2 separate regions of the Homo sapiens genome follow, and region 2 is linked to region 1. Evidence: chromatin loops called from intact Hi-C (ENCODE). Cell type or tissue: endothelial cell of umbilical vein. All regions are shown on one strand. Each heading gives the region's core, and the rest is flanking DNA. Links, peaks and the distances in the headings are about the cores only. Region 1 overlaps MAGEA3-DT (MAGEA3 divergent transcript). Region 2 has its middle 86 kb from the start of MAGEA4-AS1.

The links. Peaks named below come from ENCODE experiments on the same cell type or tissue, not always from the same donor. Only the 100,000 strongest peaks of a DNase experiment are listed, where the experiment ranks them.
Region 2: it touches region 1 in a loop (30-fold over the local background); 7 of 110 quality-filtered maps call a loop at or near these places.

The regions. Positions count from the first base shown.
Region 1 is chrX:152,619,245-152,635,232 of GRCh38, forward strand. The region is part of intron 4 of MAGEA3-DT (MAGEA3 divergent transcript); the gene reads right to left. Among named protein-coding and RNA genes, the nearest start is that of GABRQ, 11 kb to the right of the region's middle. In endothelial cell of umbilical vein, for the core only: CTCF peaks have their summits at 13,446 (motif pointing left) and 13,651; no DNase peak of the experiment used is centred there.
Region 2 is chrX:151,817,000-151,832,987 of GRCh38, forward strand. No RefSeq gene overlaps it. Among named protein-coding and RNA genes, the nearest start is that of MAGEA4-AS1, 86 kb to the right of the region's middle. RefSeq lists an enhancer at 8,146-8,692. In endothelial cell of umbilical vein, for the core only: no CTCF peak of the experiment used is centred there; a DNase peak (open chromatin) is centred at 9,062.

The sequences.
Region 1 (15,988 bases), core at 12,211-14,710:
ACATTCCATTGTTAGATGGGTTCAGCCAAACCTTATCAGTGACCCCAGCAGTAGTCTCTGTGTGCAGACTCTGCCTGGAGGACAAGAGGCTGGAGACCAACACAAGGTTTGATGACAGAAAACTGAGGAAATTCCCATTCGGATTGCAGTTCTCTGTTTTCTCCATGAAGTAGGAGAGTAAGGTAATCTGCTATGGGAAAAGGTTCTTAAGGACCATGTACAAGATAAACTATAATTGTGGAGAAAGGATGAGATAGCTAGCTAGGAAACAAAGTAGGAATGCTAAGCAGTGTGGAGGGTCTGGATAAGATTTGTGATTATGAATACACAGTGCCACAGAGACTGTAACAGTGTCTGGCAGCAATGAGAAAATAACTTAAGCCGCCTGAGGCCCAGGCAAGGGTGGGAGACAGGGCATTGGCAGTTGTCCTGGGTAGTTCAGTTGATGCCTACGGTCTGTGGCCTGGGAGCTGTTGGTAGTTGGGGCTGGAAGGCTGGATGTTGAATTCTACCCTAGTTTCAAAGCACTTCAGAGTCTCCTGTTCACTGATGCTGTGGTTTCTGATTCTCTGTCTTCGTGGCCTCTTCCCTCTCCAGAGCATCCACATCATCTGATTCCTACAGGATAGTCCTTTCCTAGTCAGCTGCCTGACCCTTATTGGACAGTATCTCATCTACCCACCTTCTTTGTAGATAGGATCTGTGACTTTTCCCTTCCCTACATTCATCCCAGAATGCCTAGTACAGGGTTGAATACACAAGAGAGGTTTGCAAATGATTTTTTGCAATGATAAGAACCCAAATGCCCTGTTTTATTACTTCCCAAATGACCAGACAAGACCAAGTACATGCTTTTTTGGAAGAAAATGCTAAATGAGTCACAGAGCAGGTCATGAACGAGCCTTCTAATTGGATGCCAATGATGTAATGGCACTCACTGCAGACACAGTTCTGGCTGTTATTCACACTGCTTGCACATATAATTTTTGTTTCACAATTGCAAGAATATTCTTCGGAAAATGCCACCTTTATCAGGTGATTTGTGTTTTCAGTCTTTGGCACTTTGCCATCTAACACTCCTTAAACATCCTAGTAGTGCTCAAAAATGTCTAGCCTTTTCTATTTCTTCTTCCTCCTTCTGAATTCCTAGCTATATTTGCAATGTGTGTGGGAACTGTTTTTCCCTAGAATCCACTGAAAAGATCAGACATGGCCTCTTCCTTCATGAAACTTGTATTCCAGATGATACACAAAAAAATCAAGTAAACAAAATGATCCCAGAAAGTGATGCATGCTCTGCAGAAAATCAAGACAGTAATGTCAAAGAGAGTGAAACTGGGCTACCGTGGGTTAAAAAAAGATGACTGGCATGAAGTAGAAAGCTGAGCCACACACTTATCAAGAGGAAGAGTATTCCAGGTACAGAGAAATAGCAAATGCAAGACCCTGAGATGGGGGTGTTATTGCTGTGTTTCAGGAACAGCTAGTAGACAAGTAGGGCTTCCATGAAGCGAGCCAGGGAAGAATGAAAGGAAATTAAGAGTTTGATTTGTATTGCAAGTGGCACAGAAAGCCATTGGAGGGTTTTGAGCAAAGAAGTTAGGATATATTTTGTTTTAACATTTCCTTTAGCTTTTGTGTAGAGAGCAAAGTGCAGAGTTCTGTTACGGAAAACAGAAACCATGTTAGCCCATTTAAGTAGAAAGGGGGAATTTGGTGCTTCCAAAATTGTTGAAAGAATCAAAAGAACAGACTCTAGGTTGAATTTCCAAACCTGTTTCCCAGAATAACACCACATATAATTGGCACCATTGGGAGAATCAGGAAGCCACTGCCTTAGTAATTGGCCCCAGGACCTCACCACCTCTGCTAAGTTCATCACAAGTCTTGGCTCTAAGACCATGCTACCTCATTCTCCATCTACATAAGCGAGGTGGACACCCCATGACCTGCCTTTTGATGTCCACAAAACTAGGAACATTACCTTGGGATCTCTGTGACTGCTGATGCAGAAGAATCAAAAGCTTCCAGCACCATGCTCCCTAACAGAAAACAGAAATCACAGAAGCAGAAGTAGGGACTCTGCTTCACTCCCCCTTCCAAATCACATACAAGTTCGTCTACTTGGCAGAGGTTACATCATCTGTGGAATCCAGGCTGTTATGGGGCATGGGAAATATAGTCTTTAGCTTTCCAACCTCTATCATTTAGTAAGGTCTACTACAATTGGGGTTGGAATAGAGTGAAATGAGCTAATCTATGATATTTGCCACAGGAGACAAGATCAGAGGTAGGGGAGCCAGTTAGAAGCTACTATAGTTGTCCATCCACCTGAGAAATAATGGTAACTGGACCAGAGTGAAAAGGTGAAGGTATAGAAAAGTGGTTGGATTTAACATTTTACTCTTAAGTAGGACTTGTTTATAAATTGAGGCAGGGTTGATGTTAAAAAGGTGTGAAAGAATAAAAATTAAAACTTCCAATCACCTCTACCCCAGCCACGCAATTTTCTTCCTGAGCCCTCAAGCCTGATTCAGAGGCCCCTCGAATGTATATCACAACATCACATTGTATTGGAATCCCTTGTTTCACTGTGTATATTTCTACTAAAATTTCACTTCCTCAGAAGCAGAACATGTGACTGGTTGTGCAGGGCACAGTGCCTGAACATGGTACAATGTCAATAAATATTTTTCCAAGAATGGTTGAAGGAGATGAGTGAAGTAGTGCCTAGAAACATACAAACTACCAAAACTGACTGAAGAGTAAATACCAAATCTGAATAAACTGTAGCAAGTAAAGAGATTGACTCAGTAATCAAAACATTCCAACAAAGAAAAGCCCAGGACCAACTGGCATGACTGGATAATTCTACAAATTATCTAAAATATTAATACCAATCTTTCTCAAACTCTTCCAAAAAATAGAAAAGTATGGAGAGCCTTCTAACTCATTCAGAAGGTCAGCATTACTCTGATATCAAAGCCAGACAAGAAAAGAAATATACAGGCCAACATCTGTTATGAATACAAATGCAAAAATCTTGAACAACATACTAGCAAACTGAATCCAGCAGCATTTTAAGAGGAGTATACATCATGACTATGTGGAATTTATCTCAAGAAGCCAAAAGTACTGCAATATATGAAAATCAATCAATGCAATAGAGTGCACTGATAGAATGAAGGTGGGAATAAACAGGTGATCATCTCAATTTATGCAAAAAATGAATTTTACAAAAGCCAACACCCTGTCATGATAAAAAAAAAACACTCAACATACCTGGAAATAGAAGGGAAGAAATTCCTCACAAAATAAGAGACATTTATGAAAATCCCACAACTAACATCATATAAATGGTGAAAGCTGAAAGGTTTCTCCCTAAGGTTAAGACAATGATGCTGTCTTTTGCCATTTATACTCAGCATCATACTGCAAGTTCTAGCCAGACAAATTAGATATGAAAAAAAGAAAAAGGCATCCAAGTAGGAAAGGAAAAAGTAAAACGCTCTATTCAGAGCTGGAATGATCCTATGTAGAGAATATCTCAAAGGATTCCCCAAAAAATATTTAATTGAATTGGGCAAATTTTCAGGATACAAGATAAACACAAAAAAATTAGTGATATTTCTGTATACATTCATGCGCCACATAACAACATTTCAGTCAACAACAGACCGCATATAAAACCACGGTCCCATAAGATTATAATGGGAGCTAAAAAATTCCTATGGCCTAGTGAAGCCATAGCCATCATAGCATTACTCACGTGTTTGTGGTGATGCTAGCGTAAACAAACCTACTGCACTGTAAATCATATAAAAGTCTAGCACATACAATTACATACAGTACATAATACTTGATAATGACAATAAACAACTGTGTTACTGGTTTATGTATTTACTAAACTATATTTTTATCAGTAATTTAGAGTGAAGTCCTTCTACCTATTAAAGAAGTTAACTATAAAACAGCCTCAGGTAGGTCCTTCAGTGGGTATTCTGGAAGAAGGCATTGTTATCATAGAAGATGGCAGCTCCATGTGTATTATTGCCCCTGGAGACCTTCCAGTGGGACAAAATGTGGAGGTAAAAGACAGTGATATTGATGATCCTGACTCTGTGTAGGCCTAGAGTAATGTGTGTTCTTGTGTCTTAGTTTTTAACAAAGAAGGTTAAAAAGCAAAAACAAAAAAAATTGAAAGAGAGAAAAGCTTTAAAATGTGGATATAAAGAAAGAAAACATTTTTGTACATTTATACAATGTATTTGTATTTTGAGCTAAGTGTTATTACAAAACAGTGAAAAAGTTTAAAAGTTTATAAAGTACAAAAAGTTACAGTAAGCTAAGGTTAATTTATTATTGAAGAAAGAATTTTTATAAATTTAGTGTAGCACAAATGTACAGTGTTTATAAAGTCTACAGTAGTGTGCAATAATGTCCTATGCACACTACTGTATAGGACACAATGCCAATTCTGCAAGGTCCATTCATGGTAAATGACCTATACAGATATACCATCTTTGCCTTTTATACTATATTTTTACTGTATTTTTTCTATGTTTAGACATGTTGATATACACAAATATCTATCATTGTGTTGCAATTGCCTACAGGATTCAGTACTGTAACAAGCCATGCAGGTTTGTCTATGTTGTGTGAGTATGCTTTGATATTTGTGCAATGACTAAGTCGCCTAATGATACGTTTCTCAGAATGGATCCCCATAATTAAGTGACGCCTGAAGGTACTAGCAATGAACAATCCTAAAAGCAAGTTAAGAAAACAATTCCATTTACAATATCATCAAAAAGAATATAATACTTGGGAATAAACTTAACCAGTGTAGAGAAAGGCTTTTATACTGAAAACTATGCATTGATGAAAGAAATTAAAGAAGAAACTGATCTATGGAAAAACGTCCTGTGTTCCTGGATTGGAAGATTCAATATTGTTAAAATGTACATATTACCCAAAGTCATCTGCAGATTCAATGCTATTCCCATCAAAATCCCAATGGCTTTCCCCCCCACAAAAAAAAAATCCTAAAATTCATATGGAACTAAAAAAGATCCAGAATAGCCAAAGCAGTCTTGAGAAGGAAAACAAAGCCAGAGACATCACACTTCTTGATTTAAAAATAAATTACAAAGCTAGGTAATCAAAACACCATGATACGTGCACTTAAAAATTTGTTAAAAGGGTAGATGTCACAGTAAGTGTTCTTACAACAAAAAACAAACAGAACAGAACAAAAAAGAGGCATAAGGAAACTTTTGGAGATGATGGGTGTATCTATTGCTTTGATTGTGGTGACGGTTTCAAGGGTATGTGCATATGTATAAGCTCATCAAATTGTACTTATTAAATATGTATGGGTTTTGGAGATCACTTAGACTTCAATAAAGCTGTTCTTAAAAATACACAATGAGATACTACTTTACTCACTAAGATAGCTATAATTTTAAAAAATTGTAAATGTTAAGTGTTGGTAAAGATACGAAGAAATTGGACCTTTATATATTACCGATGAGAATTTTAAATGGTATAGTCTCTATGGGAAACACTCTGGTAGTTCTTCTACAAGTTAAGCACAGAATTACCATTTGACCTAGCAATTCTACTCCTAGGTATATACCCAAGATAATTGAAAACAGATGTTATCACACTGTGTGTACACAATGAAGACATATACTTGAGTTTTCATGGTAACACTTTTCACAATATCCACAAGGTGGAAACTACAGAAATGTCCATCTACCGATGAATACATAAAACAAGATGGGGCATATCTATACAATGGAATATCATTCAGCCTTAAAAAGAAATGCAGTACTGATACATGCTACAATGTGGATGAATATGGAAAACATTAAACTAAGTATATGAAGCTAGTCACGAAAGGCTACATATTGCATGATTCCATTTATATGAAATATCCAGAATAGACAAACTCATAGAGATTGAAAGTAGTTTAGTGGTTGACAGGGCTGGGGGGAAGGGGGTATGAGAAGTGACTGCTTAATGTGTAAAGGGTCTCCTTTGGGAGTGGTGAAAATGTTTTGAAGCTAAATGGAGGTGACTGTTGCACAACTCTGTGAAAACACTAAAATACATTGAATTGTACGCTTTAATACAGTGAGTTGTATGGTATGTCAATTATATCTTAATAAAGATGGTATTTTTAAGAGAAGAAAGAAAAAATGGATGGAGGGGTACTGTATCACCTGCTAAATAGTCCACCTATTTAGCAGCCTGGTGAATCTATACTAAGGGGCTCTTCTCACTCATTGCCAGTGTCGCTGGATGTGAAACCCTTTGGGTAGTCAGAAACTGAAATCCAACTCCAAGTGAGGGGCATGATATCTAACCTTACTCAAGCCAAGAAACACTTTGCTGGGCTGTATTTCTCCTTTTCTCTCTGGCAGGGTGGGGTGGTGTTTGGTCTCTTTAAGCACACTATACCTCACTATACCAAACTGGAAATGTAAAGAAATCCTGTATCTTGCCCTGTGCTCCATTGTGAACCAGCACCGTGTCCACATCGATATCCGAGATGAAGTTGCTGACAGCAGAGTATAAACGCTGAAGCTGCTGCTGTAAAAATTTCCCTGACAGTGTGACTAGAAAGTAAAGGGAGTCATCATTTAGTTCAACATGGACTGAGAGCCTTGAATGAAACTCTGTTTGAGATATTTAAATTGTACAGTACCAATAAAACACGAAGCCAAGTCAAATCATTAGAAATTCCAAGATAACATGACAAGGTGGTCCCACCTTGTTAGGGTTTTTGATGCGTCTATGTATAAGCCAATAACTGTGCTCCATGTCCCCCAAAGAAAATCTATGCCAAGTGGTCCGTTGCTTTGTAAATTGCCACATCTAAATTAAGAAGGTGAATTAATTGTTTAAAAATGAATTGTGGTTCGTTGAACTTAGTAGTTTGCATATTACTTGGGGTTCTCAACTCTTCTTATAGTCTAGTGTGTGTAGAAAAAGGCCTCTATTCATCTCCCAGGCTTTAGGAGCTTCAGGCTGGGGCAGACACATTTGGGACACATCCCAGGCACTGACTCCCTCTGGCCTGCATTCTGCAACCTTTCTATACATGTGCCTCTGCCCCAACCAGAATCACATAGCTTATCCCAGTAACTACGGGTAAGTCCGGCCTACTCCAATGACCCATATTTTTGTTCTCTTCATCCCATTTGTCTTACTGATTGGCCAGAAAACAGCCACCTAACTCCAGAAGATTTCCCATTACTTGAGCATTGACCATGTGCTCAGCAATTGTTTTAGGTATTTTCCATGTATTAATTCATTTTACACCATAAGGAATTCCTATTACTATACCCCTTTGAGGTGAAGAAACTGAGGCACAGAGAAGTTAGGTAATTTGCTTAAGATCACACAGAAAGTGAGTGTCAGAGCTGGGATTCAAATCCAGACAGTTGGGCTTCAGAGCTCAAGCTCTGACCTCCATCATGTCTTCTCCACTCCTGACTGGAAAATGGAAGGATAATAGTACCCAGATTACAGCACTATTGTGGTGATTAAATTATTATTATTGGTTTCTGGAGTAGGCTGGCCATTTTCTCAGCAGTGGGCTGGAATAGGGAGTACATTTTGCAAGTCAGGTGTCTGGAACAAGCATTTAGTTTAATGAATCTAAGTGAATCTAAAGTGAAGTACTGTATAAGGAGAGTCCTATAATAGTGCATTTCATTGGGAAGAAGCTGTCTCACTATATTTACATCTAATGGAACACAAGAAGGGTCATTTTGACTTTATTTCTAAAGCTGACTCCCAAGTAGCACCTTCAATTCAAAATAAAGCTTTTCTGGTCATCATAACTTCTGGAACGGTGTCATGCACTTGAATATGAGTGCACCCTGTTCTGAAAGCCCTTTGCCATACTTTAGTGGTGAAAGTGTTAGTAAACATCGCTTTGGTGGCTGTTTGTCCACTAGCGCATGTTGGCCCTTCACGCTCCACCTCAACCCATTAGGCACCATGTGGAAGAAATGTGTCCAGGGGAACGATTCACTACATAAGCAATGCTCTTATAAACATCAGGAACATGGGAGCTGACAGAAGGACTGCAGCGAGTTCCTGTCATCTTCTTTTACAGAAATTCATGCTGCCCAAATAAATGCTCTACTCACTTCTGGTTTCTATGCTAGCCCACTCTGTAAATTCAAGGGATTAGATGAATGCAATATGCCCATATCCTGAAGAGCAAACTAGAGAATGGCTCAATTCTTAAAAGCCCCATAATCCTCAAGAACAAACCAAAGGCTTAAGGTAGTCAAGCTCAGAAGCTAAGAAATGAATCAAATAAACAGTTTAAACACCTTTCCCTTGGGCTTGGCTTTTCTAAAGGAGAGAAAAGGTCATCAGGGGAGCAAATGTGGCTCCTTGTTGATTAATTAAGAGCACTTAGGCAACATTCAGCAGAATCAATCATTTGTAGCCTGAGTTTTTTTTCACTCAGACTTCTAAATTGTCAATTCGTCCCTAAAATTACTTATGTAATTTGTGCTTTTAGGATGTCAGGTGTTAAAATTACTTTTCAGTACAACCCACAGAAACCCTGACTGGGTTTATTCATTTATTTCTTTAATGAGGTAGGGATTCAGGGGAGAAATCATGGTGGACAAGAAGAGTTTGTTTTCAAAATGAGGAGAGATATGGAGAGAATGTAGCTACTGATGAGAGAAATGAAGCTCCCAGACTTTTAAGGGAAATAAGATGCACACACAGGACTCCAATAAAAGGCACCATGTGATCAGGACACAAATAGAGCCACCCAGTCAAAACCCTCACAGCTAGCTTTGGGGAAAAGGGTATCCGGTCTCGGGTTTAAAAGATAGATTTAATTTTGGCAGATGAAGGAGACAAACTGAATAACTGCCAAGTGGGGGTCACTCAGAGAAAGGCCAGTAGCCCCTCTGCACTGGAGCTGGGTGGGAATGACAGGAAGGAGGAGGAGGAAGGAGCTAAAAGTGTAAGTTAGAATCAGAGTGGATTACAGATAGGGTGAACACCAAATGGGCAAACTAATTAAAAGGCTATTACAAGAGTGCAAGACAGGGATGAAGGCCTGAACTGGGGGTAGGAGCAGGGTGTGAGGAGGACGCAGTGGGGAGAAGCATCACAGAGATAGTCTCAAAGGTCAAATTGAAAAATCGGTGGTGATGCCACACAGTGAAGCCAAGATAAGCAGCAAGCATTCTCACTGTACCACCTCCTGAAGCCTTCTCCCCAAACGGGAGTCAATTATGATTATACTGCAAAGGAGTAAATGAGAGATTAGTATGGGAGGCCCCAGCTGACTGAGTCAAAGAGTAAAATGAACATGCAGTCACTTCAGGGGCCTATTTGACTATGGAAGGGACATGTAGTGCTGAGGCAGTGTGCCAGGTGTGGCAGCAGCAGGCAGCACAGCTGGCAGTGTGCTCTCAAATCAGCAACAGCATTGCTGCCCACACAACATTGCCACACAGACAATGCTGCCACGCACACACAAGCCTTTGGAAAAAAACCCATTGGCACATGAGTGCTCCACTATGAGTAGAGTGGTTTCAGTAGCAACATTTGTATCTGCATTTCTATTCCTTGGGATTCTTAGAATTATAAAACTCAAGGCTAGACTGGACCTCAATTTTCGACTGGTCCAACCATTAGAATCCTTTCTATAATGTTCCCACAAAATGGTAATGCAGTCTGTCCTTGAATATCTCCAGGAATGGGGAACGCTAGCCCCATCTTTGGCTAGCCCTGCTATTGCTTCTCTTTTGTCCACTCTTCCCTAGCAATTACTGTGTCAGTAACTATTGAAGGCGCTTTGCCAACTTGATTGCACTTAATCCCCACAACGTCAAATTTTACAGATGAGGAAACTGAGGATCAAGGAGAGAAAGTGACTTGTCACACAGCTGATGAGTGGCAGAGCTGGGATTTGAGCTGCTAAATTTGTCTGACTCTGGTGCTTCCTCCATTAGAAGTAAATCTAAGCCAATCTGTCTCCTTATAAATCCTACCCACTACTATAGTTACAGCATTTCTTCCAGGGAAGAGGATGCCCTCTTTGAAGTGCACTTGGAGACACAAATCTTGATCCCTTTCATCGCCTAACCACTTGAGAAACACTGACAAGACTATCAAAATGAAAGGCAAAAATGGCCACATAGCAACACTTTCAGAAGGGTGTCCTATTCCTGACTCCTCAGTGTGGCTCTCAGGCTTCTGCTGTCCCAGGGGTCACCAATGAGCCTTCTAACCAATAAATATGATGGCCATTTCCAAGTCTTCATTTTTCATGAGCTCCAGCTTATGGAAAATTTATTTTCATTTCTGGGATGCTTCATTCAACAAATATCTTTTGAGTGCCTACCATAACCCAGACTCTGGACTGTGTTCTAGGCAGGCACAAGATGAACCAGAAATAGTCCCTGGACTAAAGGAGTGCCCAGTCAGTCTGTCGTGGAAGACAGCTGAAAGGCAGTAATGACAATACGGGAGTCAAATGTTGTTCCACAGGACTGTCGAAGGCTCCCTTGTAGCATGAAGGAAGAGGTCACTATCTTTGCTTGGCCAGTTGGGAGAAAAGCTTCATCACAGCTGAGCTGGGCCTTAAAGGATGAGTAGAAATGTGCTGGGCAGGGAAAGTGGTGATCATATATACAAATTCCTGTGTAACATCGTCACTTAGACGCCTAACATCAAAGCAAACTGAAAATGTTCAAAATAAAATTATTGGCTATTCATGCACTTTAACTTCTTCCTCCCAGAGTCTTGCCCAACTCAATAAATGGCAAATCAGTTACCCCACCTAGTCAGGCCAAAACTCCGGAAATCCTTTGTAACTTGTCTCTTAATTTCATATTCTCTGTCTGATCTGTCAGAAAATCCTTTCAACTCTGCCTTGAAAAGATATCCAGAATCTGACCACATCTCACATCTTCCTCTGCTACCACCCTGGTCTGCTGAGCCCATCATCTGTCACCTGGGTTATTGCAGCAGCTTCCCGACTGCTCTCTGTGCTTCTGCCCTACCCCCACCCCAGGAACCTATTCTCCAATAGGCAAAAAGCATGATCCCACTGTCATGATATAAATATGCTCATGTCTTTCCTATGTCCAAATCCGCCATCAGCTTCCTATCTCACTCTGTGTAAAAGTCAAAGTTCTTATCATGGTTTACAAGTCACTACACGATCTAGCCCCCGTTTATACTTTGGCCTCACCTCCTATTTCTCTTCTTCTTCACTCACTGTGTTCCAGCCTCACTGGCCTCCTTATTATTCTTTGCATACACCAAAAACTTCAGGCATTTCCCCTTGTTGTCCACTCTCCTGGAATCATTTTCCCGTAAATGTCTATACGGCTTTACACCCTCTCTTTAAGGTCTCTGCTCAAATGTCTGCCTTCACAATGAGTCCTTCCTTGACCACCTTATTTAAAATAATGTCTTTGCCCTCCAATCATTACCACCTCATTTGCCCAGCATTCTCTACTCTCCTTCCCTGATTTGCTTTTCTTTGTTGCACTTATCATCATCTAATAAACCAGATACTTTATTCATTTCAATTCTGTGTAATCTGCCTCCTGTTCCTATATAATATAAGCTCCACTATATCAAGGATTTCTTTCACTGTTTTTTTTTCTACTTTTATATCCCTGTTCTCAGAGTAGTACCTGGCACCTAAAAGGTACTCAGTGAACAGCTAATCAATGAATGAGTGATGACTTTCTGAATATGGGGGTGGGGAGATAGAAGGAAATGCTATAGATGTCTTATAGGTCCCAACCAGGTCCCAACTGAATATCAGTCCACCGAGACTGAGAACACACCAAAAGGAGCATATTTGCAGAGTACTAGGAGAAGACTGAGATATTTTGGATTCAAGCTACCTGTAAAACATGCAGAAAGAGTTGTACATGGGACTTTAGACTAATGGTACAGGCACTGAGATGAGTGCCAGAGTCTATTTATCAAGTTAGGCTAAGCTTTGCTGAAATGATAACTAAGTCCCTAAATCTTAGCAACTTAGCATATCAAAGCTTGATTTCCAGGTCACACATGGTCAGATGCAGGTCACATCCTCTATCGGAAGACTCAGGGTCTAGGTTCTCTCCATATTTGATATTCCCACTTCAACATATGGCTTTCAGGGTCGACAGGGCAAAGAAAGAGAGCTTAAGGATAGTAAACTGACTCTCAAATGCTTCATCCTGGAAATAGTCTGTGCCACTTATGTTTGCATTTCATTGTCTAAAACCAGTTACATGGCCCCAACTAACTGAAAGGGGCCTGCAGATGGAAGTGAGTGCTACTGAATCTGTCTCAGAGATCGTGCAGAAAAGCATGGTTTTGAGCAATTTGGAGAAGTACAAGGGACTAGAGTTGCTGAAAGATTCAATGCCTTATTATGAATTATCGCTGTTACCACAAATGTAGAGTATACTGATGTCAAAAGACTATCTAAAAGAAAATCCTCTGGTCAGGTAGAACTTAACCTGAGGGAGGAGCAGAGAGCACACGGCTAAAGATACAAGAGTACATTAATTAGGGGCTAAGGGGGGTTGTGTAACCCAAAATGATTTGAGGACAGGTGCAAGACTAGCAGGGTGTATTAGTCGGCTCTCACACTGTTAATACATACCCGAGACTGGGTAATTTATAGAGGAAAGAGGTTTGTTTAATTGACTCACAGTTCAGCATGGCTGGGGAGGCCTCGAGAAACTTACAGTGATAGCTGAAGGGGAAGCAAGCACATCCTTCTTCACATGGTGACAGCAAGGAGAAGTGCCAAACAAAAGAGGGAAAAGCCCCTTATAAAGCCATCTGATCTCATGAGAACTCATTCACTATCACGAGAACAGCATGAGGGTAACCGCCCCCATGATTCAATTACCTCCTACCAGGTTCCTCCCACGACACGTGGGGATTATGGGAACTACAATTCAAGATGAGATTTGGGTGGGGACACAGCCAAACTATATCACAGGGGTAAGGGAGTCACGTAAGAAAGCAGCCTTTCTCACCAGGTGTACCACATGTGGCCACTCTGGCTGTGCCCTCCACAGCTCCAGGAGATATCCGTTCATGATTTGTACAGGATCAATGTTTCTCACCCCTTGGGAACAGGGGCAGGGATGCACAGAAGTTAGCCATCACCATCCTCACTGAGGGGCAGAGTAGCTGATGGCAGCAACTACCGCAGTGTAGAAATAAAGGTCTATCCATTTGCGCACTAAAACTTCCTCCTTCAAAAAGGTCTCTGCTCCCTGTGCTTATCCCCCTCTGTTTCAGTGAGCTTCTGCATAAGGTGTTTTGCTGCTGTTGTTGGATTCGGAGAAACAATTATTTAATAGATAAATGGAAAGGTTTGTTCCACAATTAGACCAGGAGAGCTGAGGCCCTCTAGTGGCTCTATCTGGTAGTGACCGCAGCCTTTCCAGATGGAGAAAGGAGAAATCTGACTGGATAAGGGAGGTGAGGTCCCAAAGCTAGAAGTTGTGATGGAAAGGGAGTCCTTTTTGTCTGGATTCTCCCATTAACAAGTAGGCATTATTACCACCCCCATATTCCAGATGATAGAGCTGAGCTTCAGAGGCTGAGACACATGCCTAGGTATAATAGCTGGTGACAGAGCTCCAATCTAGATCTTCAAGTTCATAATCAAATGCCCCTTTAATACACTACGATACAACCTGTCCTTGGGAGAAAAACTCTAGAGTTAGTGGAGTATTCTCACCGCTCCTGCTCTTTCATAGTTAGGGAGGGAGATGCTTTTAGAAGATGCTATACCTAATACAGTGCCCGTTTCTGCAGGCTTGGGGGAGAGAGGGAGCTGTGACCTACATAAAATGTGAATTCCGAGAAAAAGTGAAGAGAAAATATGGAACCTCAGAATCAAAAATTCAGCACCCCCTCCCTTTGTGACAGTTAGTCAAAATTGTGGGTCACATACTGCATGCTATAAGTGAAGGTAGGTCTGTGTCTTCACTGTCAGACAGCATTCTGATTGATTTGAGGTTAGGCAATAGAGAAGGCTTTCCTGCCCTCCCACTCTCCTCTCTTGGAAAAAGGGATTTCTGTGGTAATGGTGGTGGTGGTGGTGGTGGTGGTGGTGGAAGAGTCCTTAAGGGTACATAAAAATGCTTGTCCCTCAAGTAGAATAAATGCATGAAGGATTTTGAGCCAAACACAGGAGCTCTGATACCACTTCCCACATGGAGCAGAATTTCCTCTATTCTACCCATGACAGGAGGCCATTCATTCAGTCTTTGTATAAACAGCTCTAGTAACAAATAAGGAGCCCACACTCTCAAAAGACAGCCTATTTTATTTGTAGCTCAGTGTATTATAATATAAACCCCTGCAGGAATGTTACTGTGCTCCAGCATGAGATAGCCCAAGGAGCAATTGCATATAGTGAAGCCCAAGTGTAGGAAGACACCCTGAGAACCACAGAACTGTTCATTTTGTATGTTTTTCCTTAGAAATAGTGAATGATGAGGGCAGGGTAAGCAGAAGGGAACTCTTCTACAAAGATTCACTTTTATTCTGGTTTCTCTTAGGAAGCCATATATAAGCACATTTCTCCAGCCTTAGACCTCAGCAGCAACTAGCATTTCACACCCATGGAAAATATTTGCCTCTTTGATGGCCCATGAGATGACGGACACACACCGATAGAACAATGGCCTTCCAAGCATGACAACTAGGGAGGGCTCATAGGTGTCAGGTTGTTCTAACAAGTGCCTTTTTCAGCATGGAAAAAAATGAGTAAAAGCATTCTAAAGTCCAGGGTCTAACTTCCATCCCCTAGTCTCAGTCTCTCCTGTTCTTGCTCTAGGTCAGGAACTCATTATTTTTAATTGGACCAGTAATATAGCCTTCTTTGCTTCTGGCTTTCTTTACTTTCACTACAACGTGTCTAGGAGTAGATTTCTTTTAATTTATCTTGCCTATGACTTATTGGGCTTTTTGAATCTGTGAATTCAAATTTACAGCCGTCATCTTCAACTGGGACTTCAATTAAATATATGGCAGACCTTCTCACTCTACTAATTGAGTCTCTCATCCTCCCTTTTTTATTTTTCCAAATAATTTGTTTCTCCAGACAGAACTCTGGGCAATTTCTTATAACCTATCTTCCAATTCAATAATTCTCTTTTTAGTTGTGTTTAGCCTTCTCTTAAACCCATCCATTAAATTCTCAAGTTTCATTGTTATAGTCTTTAGTATAACTACACTAGTTATAGTTTAGTTTTTCACCTTGATTTTTTTCAAAATAGCTCTATTAGTCTTTATGATTTTCTGTTCCTTACAGATATTTTCAAACTTATTTTTAATTTTTTGGAATAAAGTGAACCATAGTTATTGTAGTCTTTGTCACGTAACTCTGATACGTGAAGTCTTTGAGAGTTTGTTTTTGTTGTCTACTGGCTGTCATGGTCTATGTGTTTCCTTTTATGCCAAGTTATCTTTGACTATACGCTGACATATTTTTGAAAAATTATTGTACAAATGATTCTAGGCCCAATATGATAATACCTTCCAGCAGAGTCTTTTCATTTGCTGGGGTATTTTCAAATGCCTGAGGATACTACTTGTCCAAGGCCACTTTAATCCAAGATCAGGGCTTTAGGTTCCTTGGACTGCCCATATGATGAGTATCTAGGTTTACAAGACCACACAAGGGCTGGTTACTTATAGGTCACCATTAACCCAAAGGGGTAGCCACTCAGGGTCTCAGCTGAGAGTGACAAGAATGCTAATCAAATCCGCTACTTCCTTGGGCCTTGAGCTTTCACTTTTTTCCTTATGATGCCACCAAAACTGCAGCTCAATTTCATAACTCTCTTCCAGATTCAGTAGAAGCCATCAGGACAAAAGAGGATTCTAGTGCTGGGCTTTCCCCCCTGGGTTCTTGTCTTCTTCCGGATTTTAGCCTCAGTATCTCTCAGTTCTTTAT
Region 2 (15,988 bases), core at 7,959-10,458, 810 kb before region 1:
TGATGCCTCCTATTCCCTCTTGCAACTTTTTAAGGCCTTAGAATCTGCTCTCATCCCCACTTCCCCCAGGGTTGCTCATGACTCCCTCATTGTCAACATGCCAAGCTTCATTCTGCAGAATTTGTTCAGCCTCATGTTCTAGTTTTTCCTAGAGCCGCTCTTATTCCTTAGCTCCCATTGTGCAGCAAGCTGCTTGTTCACATATCCTTCTTGGACAGCTTCTTGCTTTCTCTTAGAGACCACACCTATATCCCAGCTTCAGCCATTATCTCTGCAGTAAAATCAAGAATCTGTCTCAATCCAATTCTCCTTCCTAAGCTCCAGAGTCAGATATAGAGATACTCGAGAATCTCCACTTGCATATCCCACAACCACCTATAATCCTATCTGGGTCAAATGGAACTTCTCATGTTCACACTTCTCTCAAATACTTCAAAGTGTTCTTCATTTCAGGAACAAACACCATCATTAGTCTATATACTGAAGCCAGACATTTGGAATTCATTTTTGACTCTTAATCAGTTCCAAAGTTGTCTCCCCTTCTCACTTTCCACACTCTTCCTGCATGATCTAATCTATTCCTTTGGCCTTAACCATCCCAAATCAATTTTCAGCCCAGACCTTATTTCAAGCCTCCAGATACATGTAACCAATGCCTAGTAGACATCTTCAGTTGGACAGCCTACAAGCTTCTTGAATTCATCATATCTAACCCTTATCTCATGTTCTTTTCTACACAAGTCCCCTGCCCTGTCCTACTCTATTATCCCCTAACTTTGTAAATGACATTATTAACCAGCCAGATTTCCTCACAGACACTTGGAAGATTCCTCTTCCACCAACATCTAACCCACTACCAACAGGTGTCAATTCTACCATTAGGATATATCTTATAGGCTCCCAGAAGTTCACTTATGTACCCAATGTTAATAATTTCTGGTCAAGAGGCTAATCAATGTGACACAAATATCTATCTCTAATAATTTAGGCTTCCTTCTTGTGCTCTAGGCCTATTGTCCAATTGCATGCTGAACACTTTCATTTGACTGTTCCTCAGGCTCCTTAACATATCTACCACCAAACCCATCACCCTTTTCCCCTTGTTCTTTCCTGCTTCTCTCTCTCTCTCTCTCTCTCTCTTTCTCTCTCATAATGGCACCACTATACTCTTGGTATCCCATTCTAAAATCCTCTTGAGTATCTCTGACTAGCTCACTCTCATCTTTCCCATTAAGTCTGTTTTGTTGATTCAGCCTCCCTGCAGCACTCACATTCAGGTTTGCCTCGGCTTTTCTCTCCCTACTCTCCAACTTTGGTCCATCAGTACCTCTGGCTTCTTCAATGATCTGATTGCCCCAAGGCTCTATGATCTCTCCGATCTAACTTCCAAGTTCATCTCTTGAGCCCAGCTGTCATCATAACACAAATCTGCTCAAAAACCATCCATGTCTCCTCCTCTTACCCACACAACAAAATCCCAATGGACGTTCAAAACCTTGCTCAAGGGCTAACTCTTATTTCCACCAACTCCCTCAAACATATCCTCTGCTTTAGAAAATTAGGACTCTACTATTCTTCAAATATACCTTGTGTTTTCTACCCACGGATCATACTTGAAGCATTCTCCTTTTATCTACATTTGTCAAACAAAATCCTACTCCTCCTTCAAGACCTCAGACCAGGGTTGACTGTTTCATAAGTTTTCACTGAACAGAGCTCATCACTAGTTGATCTTTGCACTGTCTCCCAGCAACCCAATGCCTCCCATATTTTATAGCAATTGTTTGGTCCTGTGTCTCTTTCCACCTTTGGATTTTGAGCTCCAGAAAGGCAAGATCATGTCTTAGTTCTCTCTGTATTCCCAGGCCCTGATGCATAGTAAATGCTCAGGAAAATTCACTGAATGGATGCCTGCATGCAGCCTTTCTGTCAGAATTATGTATTTCCTCTTTTGGATTCTTGTATCTAATATAAGCATTTGTGAAAACGCTTATCTCCCCAAGTTGACCACAAGCCAGGTGAGGGTGTGGTCAATGTCATCTGTCTCTTGCTACCTCTGCACATATTGAACTCTCAAGCAGTGTGTATTGAATAAAAGGAGTGTGGTTCAAGTTGGCTAATTGTATGAAAGTTCATCATTTTTTTTGAACACTGAAGGTACTTTTGGAGAAAATCTATAAAATCAGCTAAAGCCCTACGTCACCATGGGGCTATGGGTGTTATAGAGTGAGGGAAGGAGGGAGGGAGGGAGGGAGAGATTCTGTCAGTGTGTGAACCAGTGAGTGAGCATATAAGAAGGATGAGAACAAATAAATGAAGGAGTGAATGAATGTGTGACAGAGTAAGTTAACTAATTTAATGACCAAGCAAATGTGTGATTGTGTGAATAAGCAAATGAATAAATGAACAGATTATTTCTCCTTGGTATTTGGGGGCCTTACTTAGGTTTTTGCATTGCTTGATCCCTTGGTAGGGGTCTCATGCATCATTTGGAAGGGTCTCTGCCTCCTCAGATTTTAAATTGCAGATTTTAAATTACATATATATTTTGAAAAATTGCCACAAAAGCAGCGCTACTTGAAAACTCGATTAATTACTAATGTTCTTTTTATCAAGTGCTAGTTGTTGCTTGTAATCTTTAAAGGTAGCGAAATTAAAAGAATTAAGAAACAATTATGTCCGGAAAAAAAAACCCCTATCCAAATCTAATCACCCTCTGATGGAGAGCTTCGTGCTGACATGGCTGGGCTGGAGAGTGGGGAGATGTGGAGGGGGAAAAGTGCCCACGCATCACTGAGGCTACTGCAGCTGGCCTAGGGGGAAATAAATCGTGACCTGGCAATGTGATGTGACAGAGGGCAGTTCTTTATGAGGGCTCAGGAAGTAGAGCTGTGCCCTGCTGGACTACCAGGTAAAATAGAGCTATTGCTTGCAGGAGTGAGGGTTCCTGTGCTTCCCCAAGGAGGTTCCAGGCTACTGAGAAGCTGGGGATCCCCCTCCCACACTCTCCTTTCCCTCATCATGTGGGGAAGGAAGAGGTTTGGGTTAGGGCAGTTGAGGAAGAGCAGAAGTCGTAGGGCAAGAGATCACCAGGAAAACAGCCACTTGCAAGAGTTACAGGCTAAAAGTGGGGCTCTGAACTTCGACCATTTCCCATGCTTCCATGCCAACACAAGGTCAGCACCCGAGAGTGATAGCTTCTGGGTAGACAAAGGCACCCAAGGCTTAATGTGGGGCTCCTAACTTGGGCCATTTCCCATCCTTTGAGCGCGCCACAGGCATCAGCTAACAAATGCACAGGCTGGCCACTGTGGCCCAGGTTTACTGTGGCTGGTCCCCACTGTGAGACAACTGCAAGGGCCTAAGAACCTTTCTTTTGGCCAGATATATCAAAGAGCTCAGGCTGAACATGAGACTCTGATGATTGCTCCTTAAAATGTGCAAATGGAGCATTTCTGAGTGCAAAGCCTATGGCTGGAAGAGAGGCTATTTCTTAGGGAGATACCTGTGAGCACTGCAGAAGCTAGTGTCCTACCAAGAGCACAGCCTGGGAAACAAGAGACCTTGTTCTCACATGTACCCTGCTGGGTAGTTTTTTGTGTTGCCTGGTATAAAGCAGTGTCCCATATGTTTCTTCATCAACTTCTGCAAAGAACCCCCTGAGCTGGGGAGTCTCTACCCCTTTTAGAGATGGAGAAGGAGGTTCGGTCCAGTACCCAGTCTTGCCCCAAAACCCATGGCTATAGAAAAGTGAAGGCAGGATTTAAAATCAGGCCTTCATTTTCCATACCTTGCTCTGCTTCTCCCATACCCCATGGTCTAGGGGAATCCCTAGCTTACTTTCCAGCTCCCACAGTTGCCACTCCTGTTTGTGGTGCTGTGAAAATGACAAGAATCATAATACTGATATAAAGCTTACTACACGTTAAGCCTCATTCTCAGAGTTTTATAGATAGCACAGCATTTGATTTTCACAAAATTCTAGGAAGTTGATATGCTGTTATTACCTTCAGTTTAAAGATGAGAAAACTGAGGCGCAGAGCTGTTGCTCACTTTCCCAGGGTCAGAGAGCTAAGAGGTACTGAAGCCAAGACTCAAACCTGGCTGCTAAGTCACTGCTCTTAGCACTGCATTCCAGGGACAATGGTCCTCTTAGAAGGCTGCCTTGGGTCTCTGCCCTGCAGGGAAAGGGAGCTCAGGGAACAGGCTCAAGCTCCTGACAGACGAGAAAGATCCTGGGTCAGGTAGGGCCTCCTTGCTATGGGATTTTCTACAACTTTTCACAGAACGCCTGTTCTGTGGTCCGTGTCACTGTTCGGGCTTCCGGTCTCTTTCCTGCATCATCCTCGCCAGCCCCCATACCATTGGGGCTCTATGGTTAAGGGAGCCCAGGCACACTCAGCAAGACGTGAGATGTACTAGTCTGGGTACGCGTACGGGCATGTGGACCTGCCGGGCTGCCTGCAAAAGGCTTGATTGCATAATGGCATTTAGAAAATGGCAGTTGTCTTTTCTTCAAAGGCCTTCAGGATGATGAATTGGGGCTTATTGAAATGGCCTTAAATCAAACCTATGCACAACAGCTTGCTCAGACTCATGCAGAGTGGATTTCTAAGGGGCTGATAGTAGCAGCTCCTTAGCACTGGCTGTCTTCTGGGCTTAGGGGCTGTACCGGGAACCAGAGTCACAGGGAGAGCTTGGAAACAAAACTACCTCACAAGACAGAGAATGTGAAATCCCTGTGTATTTTTGGGGACCCCAAGGCCCTGAGGGGAGGAGGTATTGACCCAAAGGTACCCAGTAAGTCAGTCAGGAAGCCGTCTTTGGAGCCCTGGGCTAGGGTTCTTCCTCCTGCTTAGGACTCTAGTAATAGCTATGTTCCCATGGGGCCACTCTGGGGTCTGCCTCTCCACCTGCAGGCGCTTACTGTCTGGCAGCAATCTTGAACTTGCATGACCCTGAAAGTAAATGTATCCTTAAATTTTACACCCTCAGTGCCTTGCTTGTCTCACCCTAGCCCAGTGCGTTGCTGGAGGCTACCCTGACCTCCTGTTCAGCAAGGAGAATTTTTCTGAGAGGCATTAGTGACCCTTCCAACCTTTGCAGTGCTTCAGTTTCCTCATCTGCTAAGCAGGAATAATGGAGTCCTTGCCTTCCCTCCATCAGTGAGTGATGGAAGGGGCCTGTGGTGGGAAAATGGGAGAAAAGTCTTTTACACTGTTGAGTGCTGTGCTGATGCAGTGGCTGTGGCTGTTGTTCTGCTATGTGGCTGAGTGGTGACAGGCTCCCGTCGAATTTCGATTAGGCCTCCAGGGGCTGGCAGCCATGACACTATAGGAATAACATAAAACAAAAACAAAATAAAACACAACAAAACACAAAAATATCAGAAACAATATAATACACATAGAACTCATTGGTGAGATTTGACAACAAAATTCTAATATTTTTAAGGGTGGGAAAACTGCAAGCAGGGAAGGATTATACATAGACAGGGACTGTGGAGACAGATGGAGGAAAACATGAAACTGACTGTGTGTGCCTCCTGTACACGTGCGTCTCCTGTACATAGGGACACACACATGGGGGGCAGAGATGACAAAGCAACTCCGACAAGATTCCTGCGTTTGAGGATCCCCTAGTCCTGGGAACAGATATCCGGTTATGACTGCATGAGTGCTCTGGTGAGGCTGGGACCTCAGATACAAGGAGTGGTGGGAGGAAGACAGGCTGAGGTTGCCTAGGGTCAGGTCCTGCAGTGCCTTGAATGCCAGTCTCAGGAGCTTTAACTTGATCCTGGGAACACTGAGGAAGAAGCCCCTGGGGGAGTAAAGCACAGGAGAGCTACGGCCAAGCTCCATGTTTTCAGAAGATCCCTTTTCCTGCAGCATGCTGAGAGGACAGGAGAGTGGCAAAAGTAGAAGTGAGGACACCAGAGAGGAGGCAGTTGCAGAAGTCCAGGTGAGAGATGATTATAACCTGGACTTAAAAAGTGCCACTAAAACAGATGGTGAGAAGGGATTAAAGCTAAGAGACTGGGGAGAGGTAGAATGTCCTACTCTTAGGGACTGATTGGATAGGTGTGGTAAAGGAGAGAGAGGTGTCAAAGGTGATTCTCAGGTTTGTTGCTTAGGGAGCATAGTGGACGGGGGCCACTGGGGGTCAAAAAGCCCTGGGAAGAAGATCGAGAGTTCAGTTTTGGACATTGAGGCATTTTCTGGTACATTTAAGAGAAAATAGCTAGTAGACAATTGGTTATATAGGTCTGAAGCTCAGAGCTGATGTTTTAACCAGAGATAGAGGTTGAAGTACAGTAGAGAAGGAGGGGCCAACTGAGGAGGCTGATAATAAATACACAGAGAGATATAAAAGAAACCAGACAAGCTTGTGGATTCCTCTTCCCAATGTTCCTAAAAGGTCAAGCAAGATGACAGAGAAGTGACCAACGGATTTAGTAATGTGGAGGTCACTGGTAATGTTCAAGTTCAGTGGAGTGAGTAGTGGAGCCAGTAGTCAGATTGGACTAGATGAGACTATATTGCAATAATCAGGGGTGGAGATAGTGGTGGCTTGGAACGCAGTGGTGGCAGTAGAGGTGGTGGGTAGTGGTTGAATGCTACATATTGAAGATATTGCTCACAGCATTTGTCAATTTGTAGGCTATTGGAAGTGATTGATCGAAAGAGAGGAATCAAGTTTGACTCATAATTTTGAGGGAAGCCAAAGCAAATGAGTAAATGGTGGTGCCCTTTGGGGAGAAACTGAGGGAGGAGCAAACTTAGTGATGGCAGAAGGTGGCTAATCAAGAATTGTGTTTGTTATATGTGAAGTCTGAGATATCTATCACACACGTGGAGATGACAAGTAGGTATTTTGATACATGAGTCCAATATTTAGGGGAGAGATCATGATGGAGAGATAAATCTGGAAGTTATCATTGCCCAAACAATATTGCAAATCAAGTGATCTCCTAGGGAGGGAGTATAGATGACATGGAGAAGGTCAAGGATGGAGCCCTAGGGCACTTTGACATTCGGACAGACATCAAGAAGAAGAAGAAGCTCCAGTAAAAGAGAAGAAGCTACAAATCGGTTGAAAACTGGGTGAGAGTAATTCTAGGTCTTGCCCAGAGAAGAGAATATTTTAAGAATAAAGGAGTGATTACCATGTCAAATGCTGCTGGAAGGTCTAGAGTGATGAGGACAGAAGTGATCATAAGCTTCAGGAAGATGTGGGCTTTTGCCGATTGAACCCATTTATGCCTAGTTAAGAACCATTTCAGTGAAATAGTGGATCAGAAGCTGACAAGAATAGGGAAACAACTTGAAATACAGAAGAGGAGCCAGAAAGGAACACAACTCTTTGTAGGTGTTTGGCTCACTTTGGGGTTAAGAAAATTGGTAGCTGGAGGAGACAGGATCAAGGTTTGGATCTTTTGAAGATGGTAGATAGAAGCCATGTTTGCATGTGGATGGAGATGATCTAGTAGAGAGGGAAAGTGGCATGATGCAGATAGAGGAGAAAACCACTATAGTGATGTCCTTGAGTAGGTAAAAAAGCATAGGATCAAGGGCACAATTGGAGCGGCTGCTCTAAGATCAGAGAAGGGACAGTTCATCCAGAGTGACGGGGGAAGGCAGAGTCTATGACAATGAATGTAGGTAGGTTGATGGATGTGCATGCAAAGGAAGAGGAGCAGGACTCAGGAAAAGATTCAGAGTTCAGAGGTGGGGCACACAGGAGTCTCTAGTAGATACCTGGAGGACAGGAAATAAGATAAAGGTCAAGGCTACAGACCAACTTGAAGGTCACTGGAGAAACTTCTGTTCACAGAAGGAAAGAGAATGATGCAAAGTTGCGTAGATCTTAAGTGGCAGCACTGGGAGGGGAACTTAGGTCTGTCTGATTCCAGGGCCTGTGCTCTTTCTTTTCCAACCTCTACCTCTGGATGGAGGTAGGTTTATGAATTGCAGTGCCCAGCAAGACATTCTTCCTGCATCATGTTTATAGCTGCTGGTCATTTGACCTTAGTGTAAAGCTGAAATGTGTGTGGTCAGAGGCAGGAGGCTGGCTAGGTGACCTCTGGCCTTTCCCCTGCCTTACCTCCCTAGCCTGAAAGATCAGAGCTTGATGCATATTTTGCCCTCATAAATTGTTCATAAACTCTGATGGCAAGCTTCAGATTTGTCACTCCCTAATGTAGCAGTGGCTACAGCCAGCTGACATCAAGCTCTGGGGAGCGATGCAGTAAATCATTTTCCCTTTTGTGCAAGAAGAAAAAGTAGAAAATTACATTCTTCTCAGATTTCGCTTTTGAGTGTGCTGGTGCCTCTGTCAAGTGCTCCTTCTTGCAAACAAGAAAACGGTATGACCCCCAGGGAGCAGGCTTTTCAATAGGAGCTATCTGTGTAATCCCCACACAAAGAGGGAGAATGGTGAGCAGCAATCAGAACCTGTTGTCCCATCAGATCACAAGCTAGAGGTTAAGTTCTCTATTCTGCAAGTTGGGGACTGAGATTCAGGAAGGTTGGGAATTCACTCAAGTCATCCCATTCACCTGGAAAGAGGAAGAGCTGGGCCTGAAATCTGAGCTGGAGTTCAGAGTCCTGCACTGGCCCAGTGGTCCATTTGGTCCTGGGTGCAAGTAAGGACTGAGGGCCATCAACCTATGTAGGGCTAAAACCCACCTAAGTAATGAAAGTGCAAAACAATGGTGCTGCTGAAAATGATGATGATTATAATCTTTTCATTAACTCCTTGGGAAATCAGAGAAGGAAATTATACACGCAGAAAAGCCTCAGCTGCACTCACACTTTATGCCCTGTGGTCATAGCCAAATCCAGCACCTGGGACCCTCCTGAGGGCCCCAGCATGCCCCAAAGGGGATCCCTGGCTGCTTCTGGCATCCGTACAGACATTTCTGGCTGCCCCTCCTCAAGGCTGCATTATTTATTCTTGTGTTTGTTATGACAAATACAGCAGCATGGAGGAGCTGTTGGCTAATTTGAATAGTGCTTCCAGAAGCATCTTCCAAGCCAATTGGTTCATCTCTGGTCAAATAGACATGAGTTGCCAAGGGCAAAGAGCAAGAAATTAGCCAGTGACTCAGCACTGAGCTACTCAGGGGTCCCACTAGGGCATGTCCCTTCTCTGGGCCTTGGCATCTCCAACAGAGACAAAGGAGCTGGGCTACAGGGCCTCTAAGGCCTCTTTCAAATTTAATTCTCTAAGATTCATTCTCTCTCTCTCTCTCTCTCTCTCTCTTTTCCGCTTGCTCTCCCTGGCTCGCTCACTCTCACGCTCGATCTCATTTTATGTCATTTGCTTTGTCTGCCAAACTCCCTGGGGCTTACTGTAAAAGCATAACTGATTTTGTAATGAACATTCCATGCTATATCCAACCAGATGTGTGTGCTTGCTTCACAGGGCTCCACTAGGGTGGGGCTGGCTTACTCCAACAAGGCAGAATTGTGACCTTTGTCTGAATTCCTTTTCAGTCGTGGCCTCTGGAACCAGTTGACAAAGATAGGAGCAACCCCCTTCCATATCCAAGGATGGTCCTGTGAGCATGAGGACCTGTATAGGAGCTGGAAGATTGTTGGATTTGGACCTGGACTTGGGATTGAACTTCCCCCTACCTGGTCTCCAGAACCGGGGCAGATAACTCAGCAGGCCCACCTTCTCATGAATGCTCGAGAGAAGGAAGAACAGAGTTATTTTGTGAGCTGGCCATCAAGAGTCAGATAACACTTTCAAGACACATGATGAGTAGGAAACCTGGGACTAGCTCTCTAATCATCTTGTCCCAAGACCAATGAATTCCCATTGCCCATCAAACAGGACCCCTGTGATCTTGGGAGGAAAAAAATGAATTTCTATTTTCATCAACTTCTAATTGAAATTTCTAATTTCATTCAATTTTGAATGTAGGCAATGAACCACAGTAGCATTAGTAGTACGTGAGGCTTTGCCACTGAGAGAAATCAGAGGGATTTTCATATCACATTATTATTGTAGCTATCTCCAGACAGCCCTTATAGTGGACAGTAGTTTGAAATTATAGTAGTAGTTACAGTCACCACTAGATTTGATTTCATGCATTAATACAAAAAATTTATATTAGCATCTCATACAAGTTTTGTTTGATATTTGGATATAATTTGTTTCCTTTATAACCTTGTGTATTTTTATGCATTTCAAGTATTATTGTCAGAAGGAATCTGTGGGCTTCATCTTTCAGCTAAGGGTCTGTGGCACAGCAAAAGGGTAAGAATACAGCGGCCCGTGAAGCACAGGGCTTAGAGCCTGCTGCAGTGGACCCTGCTTCAGGTGCCTACCGTGTCTCTATGTCGGATGACAGTCTGGAAGTCACCATTCATTGTCAACAATCAAGGCAGCTCACTGTTCCCACAAGGGCTGCTTTGAGGTGTCATTTCGATCTCACCGAAGCTTGTTTGCCCTCACTCTCTGCCCCTCAGTCTGGGCTCTGCTAAAAGGCTTGCACCTCATGACCTCTCCCCTTCTCTGCCTGTGGGACCTCATCCTCCTCTGCCCTTGGTCATGATTCCCTGGGTTCATTAATACTCTCCTCCCCTTGCCTCCTTCCCTGGCCTCTGGCAACATTATTGTGTCGCCTCCTCCTTCCTTCCAGGCCCACAGCACGTGCCCTGCCTCTTCCCATAGGACTCTCAGGGTGTTCAAATGGAGAAAGCAGGATTGGGGTTCCAAGGAAGTGCTAGGTTGTTTTTGCTGCTGCTGCTGATTGAGCTAAGGCAGCAGTAATAATAGCAAGTGGGAAAATAGAAACACGCTGGCTCTGAGCCAGGACATTCTTACCCACTCCACTGTCTCTGGTCAGACCACATCTCTTTGGAGTCTTGAGTCTCTTAATAGGCAGTGAATAAGATGTTTCCTATAGGGGATCCATCGCAGATCTACCCAGAGGGCAGGTGCTTGTGGAATGAGGCAGGCGAGAGAGTTGAAGTAGAGGCTACGCGGTTTGGAATCCTGACTGCCATTTACCAGTCATGTGACCTTGGACAAGTTATTTAACCTCTCTTTGCCTCAGTTCCTTCATCTGTAGGATAAAGACAGTAACTCCACACTTCAAAAGATTATTGTGAGGATGAAATGAATTATTTCCTTTAAAGTACCCAGCACAGTGTAGGCACTCAATCAATGACAGTATTATTGTCATTGTTAACCAGGTGCATTTGCAGGGAGTGAACAATGTGAGGAATTCTGAGTTGAACGTACTTCCAGATTCCTGGAAGCACAGTTTGATATCTGCTACCTCTGCTGCCTCCCAGAGTGCTTGCCTTGAAATCCAGGAGACAGGTGACCTTCCAACCCACTCTGCTGTCTCCGCTGAGACCATGTGTATTTGGAGTTTATGAATCCTTAGCAATTCCTCCTTTCCTCCCAGGGTTGTTGTGGGCATTGAATGAGACTTTGCCTGTACAGGGATGAGAGCTCCTGGAAGGGAGGAACCCTGTTGCAGACTGCCCAGGAAATTCACTTTTGCAAGGGAATTTATTTGTTGAGTTCTAGATTCACCTGGCGCACAGCTGCAACCTAGTCCACTTACCCAGAGGCACTGAGTCAGAGTTCCACATCATCCTTGCCCCGGCAGCCAGTCATGTGATCACTCTGATTCCCTGTACAGACCACCCCACCCCTGTCAGAGCCAGACCTCTGCACTTGGATCTAATCTCCATCTGCCTCCTTACCTTTGCTCTACCATTCCTTGTGCCCTGAACCAGAGCCATTCCCTCCTTCAAGCCCAGTTCTTCTCATCTTTTAAGGTCCAGTGCCAATCCCACCTCCTCCAGGAAATCTGTGCTGACTGGAGTCATATTATAGATTCTCAGACATCAGTGCTCCACCCACCCACAAATTACTCAGCCTTCATTGACTGCCCTTCCCCTGGATTCCTGCAGCACTTAAGGCCTGTGCCAGACAATTTAGCACTTAATTGCAGACTGTCATTGATTGTGCCTCAATTTTTCCTTATGCATTATTCTGTAACCCCCAACTCTATCAAAAGCTTTTGTAGAACAGAGAAAAGTAAAGACACCAGCATTTCTTCCTATCACTGATTTAGGAATATGACTGTAGAGGCACCTATCGAGTTGAAAACGAAATATTTGTTATGCTATCCCTTAGCCATACTACTCCCTGACATAAGTCTTATTTCATAGCTTCTTTCTGCCCCCAAACCTGGCTGAAAACCTCTTCTTGGAGCACAGGAAATGGAAAAGAGCAGTCAGTTCAGCTTGTCAAGGAAGGCTTGTGTGGCCCTTAGCCATTCCATCTCTAGGAGTCCCCTTATCCCCTGGACTCCGTAGCTGAGACCTGAGTGCTCAAACATCTAAATTATCCACCCAAGGGCCTGCCCACTCACACTAGGGCTTCTTAATACAAGCGCCAGGGGTGGAGTCAGCTGACCCAGATGCATAGCTGCCATACACAGGAACATGACCGGTCAGGTTGCCGGTAGAAGGGATAGTTTTATTTGTGTAGGGCTTTCTCCAGTTGGCCTTGGGCAGGCTGTTGTGGTCTGAGGGAATGTCTGTCAAGTGGGCCCTTGATATATACACGTTGGGCAAAGACTATCCCCGTGTCACTCATCCATGGTGTTTGCTCTGTGATGACACCTCAGACTGCTTTCCCAAAACCAACTCTGCTGAACCAGTGATCTGAAGCTGCAAGGAAATGCATGAGCAGTAGCTGGCCAGCTGGCCATGAACTTGTTCACACACACTTATTGAATGCTTATTATGTGATGCTGAAGTCACAAAGAGGAGAAAGAGAGTCCTTATTATCCAGAAACTTATGGTCTTATGGGAAAAGCAATTTATACAGCCAACTAAATGCCATGATGGGGGCGACACAGGGATTGTAGGGGTTTATACAAACAGCCTATCTTCCCAAATCAAAACCAAACTCAGTTCCATACTGACGGTGCTTTCTCCCAGCTACCTGCCCTTGCCAACCTCCACTGCACTCCTTACTCAACTGCAGGTGCGATGGGAGCTCAAGATGGACAGAAATTCATTTGACACACAATCAGGGAGGCAGTTTCTAGGATGACAATAGAGGATAGGAGTTCTGGGGGTCATGATATTGCTAACAGAGTTGCCATCATACTGGCAGTGACACTTAGGCTCCAAAGCAAGAGCTGAGGGAGGCCCCTGAGACCCTGGTCATAAACTGCCTTGTCCCAGAGAGGCACTTACACTATGGGAGCTATAATTATTAGAGCTTGCCTTTGGATAGTCACTGAAGACATTACATTAGGGCAAATATTGATAACCGTGGTCTAGTGGTCTCTCTCTCTCGCTCTCTCTCTCTCTCTCTCTCTCTCTCTCAGCTAGCTGAATCCCTTAGCAAGCGGACAGCAGAGAACCTGAGAGTATAAACAGCGATGTTGTCAGGTGGGTCCAAGCAGCTACCTAGCAAAGAATTGACAGTTGTTGCCAGGTAGAGGACTTCCGGAGCGGAGGAGGGTGGGGAGGACAGAATTCATGTGCTCAGATTATGGTCTTCCTCTGAGGAGGTTAACTGGTACATTTTATCTAATGAGTGTGTTAAAGCAGTAAAGAGGTCCATGCAGTCCTTTTTCTGGGGCTTAATGAATGGGGAGAAAATATGGTCCTTTTTGCAGCCATTAGTGCTGCACTATTACCGATTCCAAGAAGAGCTACCTTAGTGCTCTGGCGGCGGTATGGGCCCAATGTTTTCTTGGATTGGCTTATTGCCTATGAGGATCCACTTGATGCTTTGAGCCTCAATGTCCTCCCCATTATCCACCAGCTGCATTATGTTATTTTGTCTGTTCCATGCTTGTACTAATAATGTTTGTACATTTGGGAAGATTTTAAGTAATGGGTGGCCAATGCCATTGCCAGGCCCCAAATTGCAAAGTACCCTTTAAGTGGAAGGCACTTAGCTTGAACACAAAACATTATTTGAAAGAGAATGAATGATGGCTTTGGTTGCCTTTGGTTACCTCTATTTAACCTGAGAGTGGGAGTCACAACGTCTGGGTTTTGGTATGCAGGAAGCTAGTAGCAAGCCTCATTCTTCTTTACTCTGCCGCGGAGCTCTGTCTGAAGCTCTGGAGAGCTATTGACTTTAAATGACCCCAGGGGCTGATTTGGCTTACTCTCCCAGTAGAGGCCTGGAAGCATTTCCTGGCATTGTTGCAGCCCTCAAGTGCACGTGAAACTCATGGTGGCAAGAAGGAAGGAGAGAGAGGTAATTATTTCCATCTTACAGATGAATAATTAGAGGTTCAGGGTTTAAATGGCCTGTCCACGGTCACCTTGCCTGCCAGTGATAGAGCTAAAGCTGGCATCAGGGTTTCTGCCTTCAAGCCCAGAACAATTTCCACTACCTAGCTACACCAGGGAGGCTACAAATCCTCAGGATAAGTGCTCCTTAAAGTACAGGTTGGTTACAAAATGAGACACTTGCTGTAGAATGTAAATCAATGCTCTAACTCCTTCATTGAGAAAGTCTTGCTAGAAAATAAACGTCAGCTGGGCAGGGTGCAGTGGCTCACACCTGTAATCCCAGCACTTTGGGAGGCCGAGGCAGGTGGATCATGAGGTCAAGGCATCGAGACCATCCTGGCCAACATGATAAAACCCCATCTCTACTAAAAATACAAAACTTAGCTGGGCGTGGTGGCATGTGCCTGTAGTTCCAGCTACTCGGGAGGCTGAGGCAGGAGAATTGCTTGAACCTGGGAGGCGGAGGTTGCCGTGAGCTGAGATTGTGCCACTGCACTTCAGCCTGACAACAGAGCAAGACTCCAAAAAATAAATAAATAAAAAAGAAAATAAACGTCAACTGTATTAAACAGCGTGCTTAGTGATGATTTGGTTTACATTCTGTTACAAGCTCCCTGTCCCATCAAGGATAAGTAGCACTCTCTGGACCACACTTAGGTTAGTACTGGCCTAGTAAGCTCTGTAGAGAACAGAGACCATTTCTGTCATAATAATGGCAATAACCAGCTGTTATTGATTGATTTGAACTTTCTTAGTGTCACGTATTGTGCTAAACAATGCATATCAAATTTCTCTAAAACTTTATGGGTTGGAATTACTATTATCCCTATTTTACATGTGAGGAAACTGAGAGACAGAAAGTTAAATTGCTTGTCTATTATCATGAATTTCATCAGGAGTCAAGATGAATTTTGAACTGAGACCACTTGACTCAAGAAAGCACACTGTTTCCTACATTGCTACATGCCTCTCATGTCACTGTGATATCCATAAGGGTGAAGTTTAGAAGTAACACATACTTTTTGTAAAGAATGAATGAAAGAGTTTTTTGGGATGGGTAGACAGTGCTGGAGAACCTAAAGATACATCATAGGAAGAGTCAAATGGCAAGATAGAGGCTATAAGAAAGAATGACCAAATTTGTCTTCTAATGCCAACATTCATGAGTTAGGAGAAGATTTTGAAGTTTGAAGAAGGACATTTTAGGAGAGATAAGAAAGGCACTCATAATCAGATAATATAAGGCCAATAGCTTGATAACACATGAGGTGGGAACAGGATAAAACAGCGAGCCAGCCCCAGGATATTTGTCATGCTATTTGGCAGCTCAGGAGGCGCTTGGGCCTGCTTGGCCCTGGTTGTACATCAGGTAATGTTGGGAGCATCTTGCAAAGGCCCATGCTTAAGCCTCACCTATGAACAGTACTGTCCTGGCACTAGGCACCTGCTTTTACAAAACCTTCCTCAGGTGACTCTAATGTTTAACAAATCTGGGAGAAGGCAGATTTGTTAAATTGGGGTGAGATAAATCCGGACTCAAAAGAATAACATAAGAAAAGTTAAATACATGGGAAAATTTGAAAAATCAATTTCCCCCCTCTTGTTTCACAAACATATGTAGCATATAGCATATGTATAGCATATATATGTATCATATAACATATATAGCATGTAGTACATATATGTGTGCG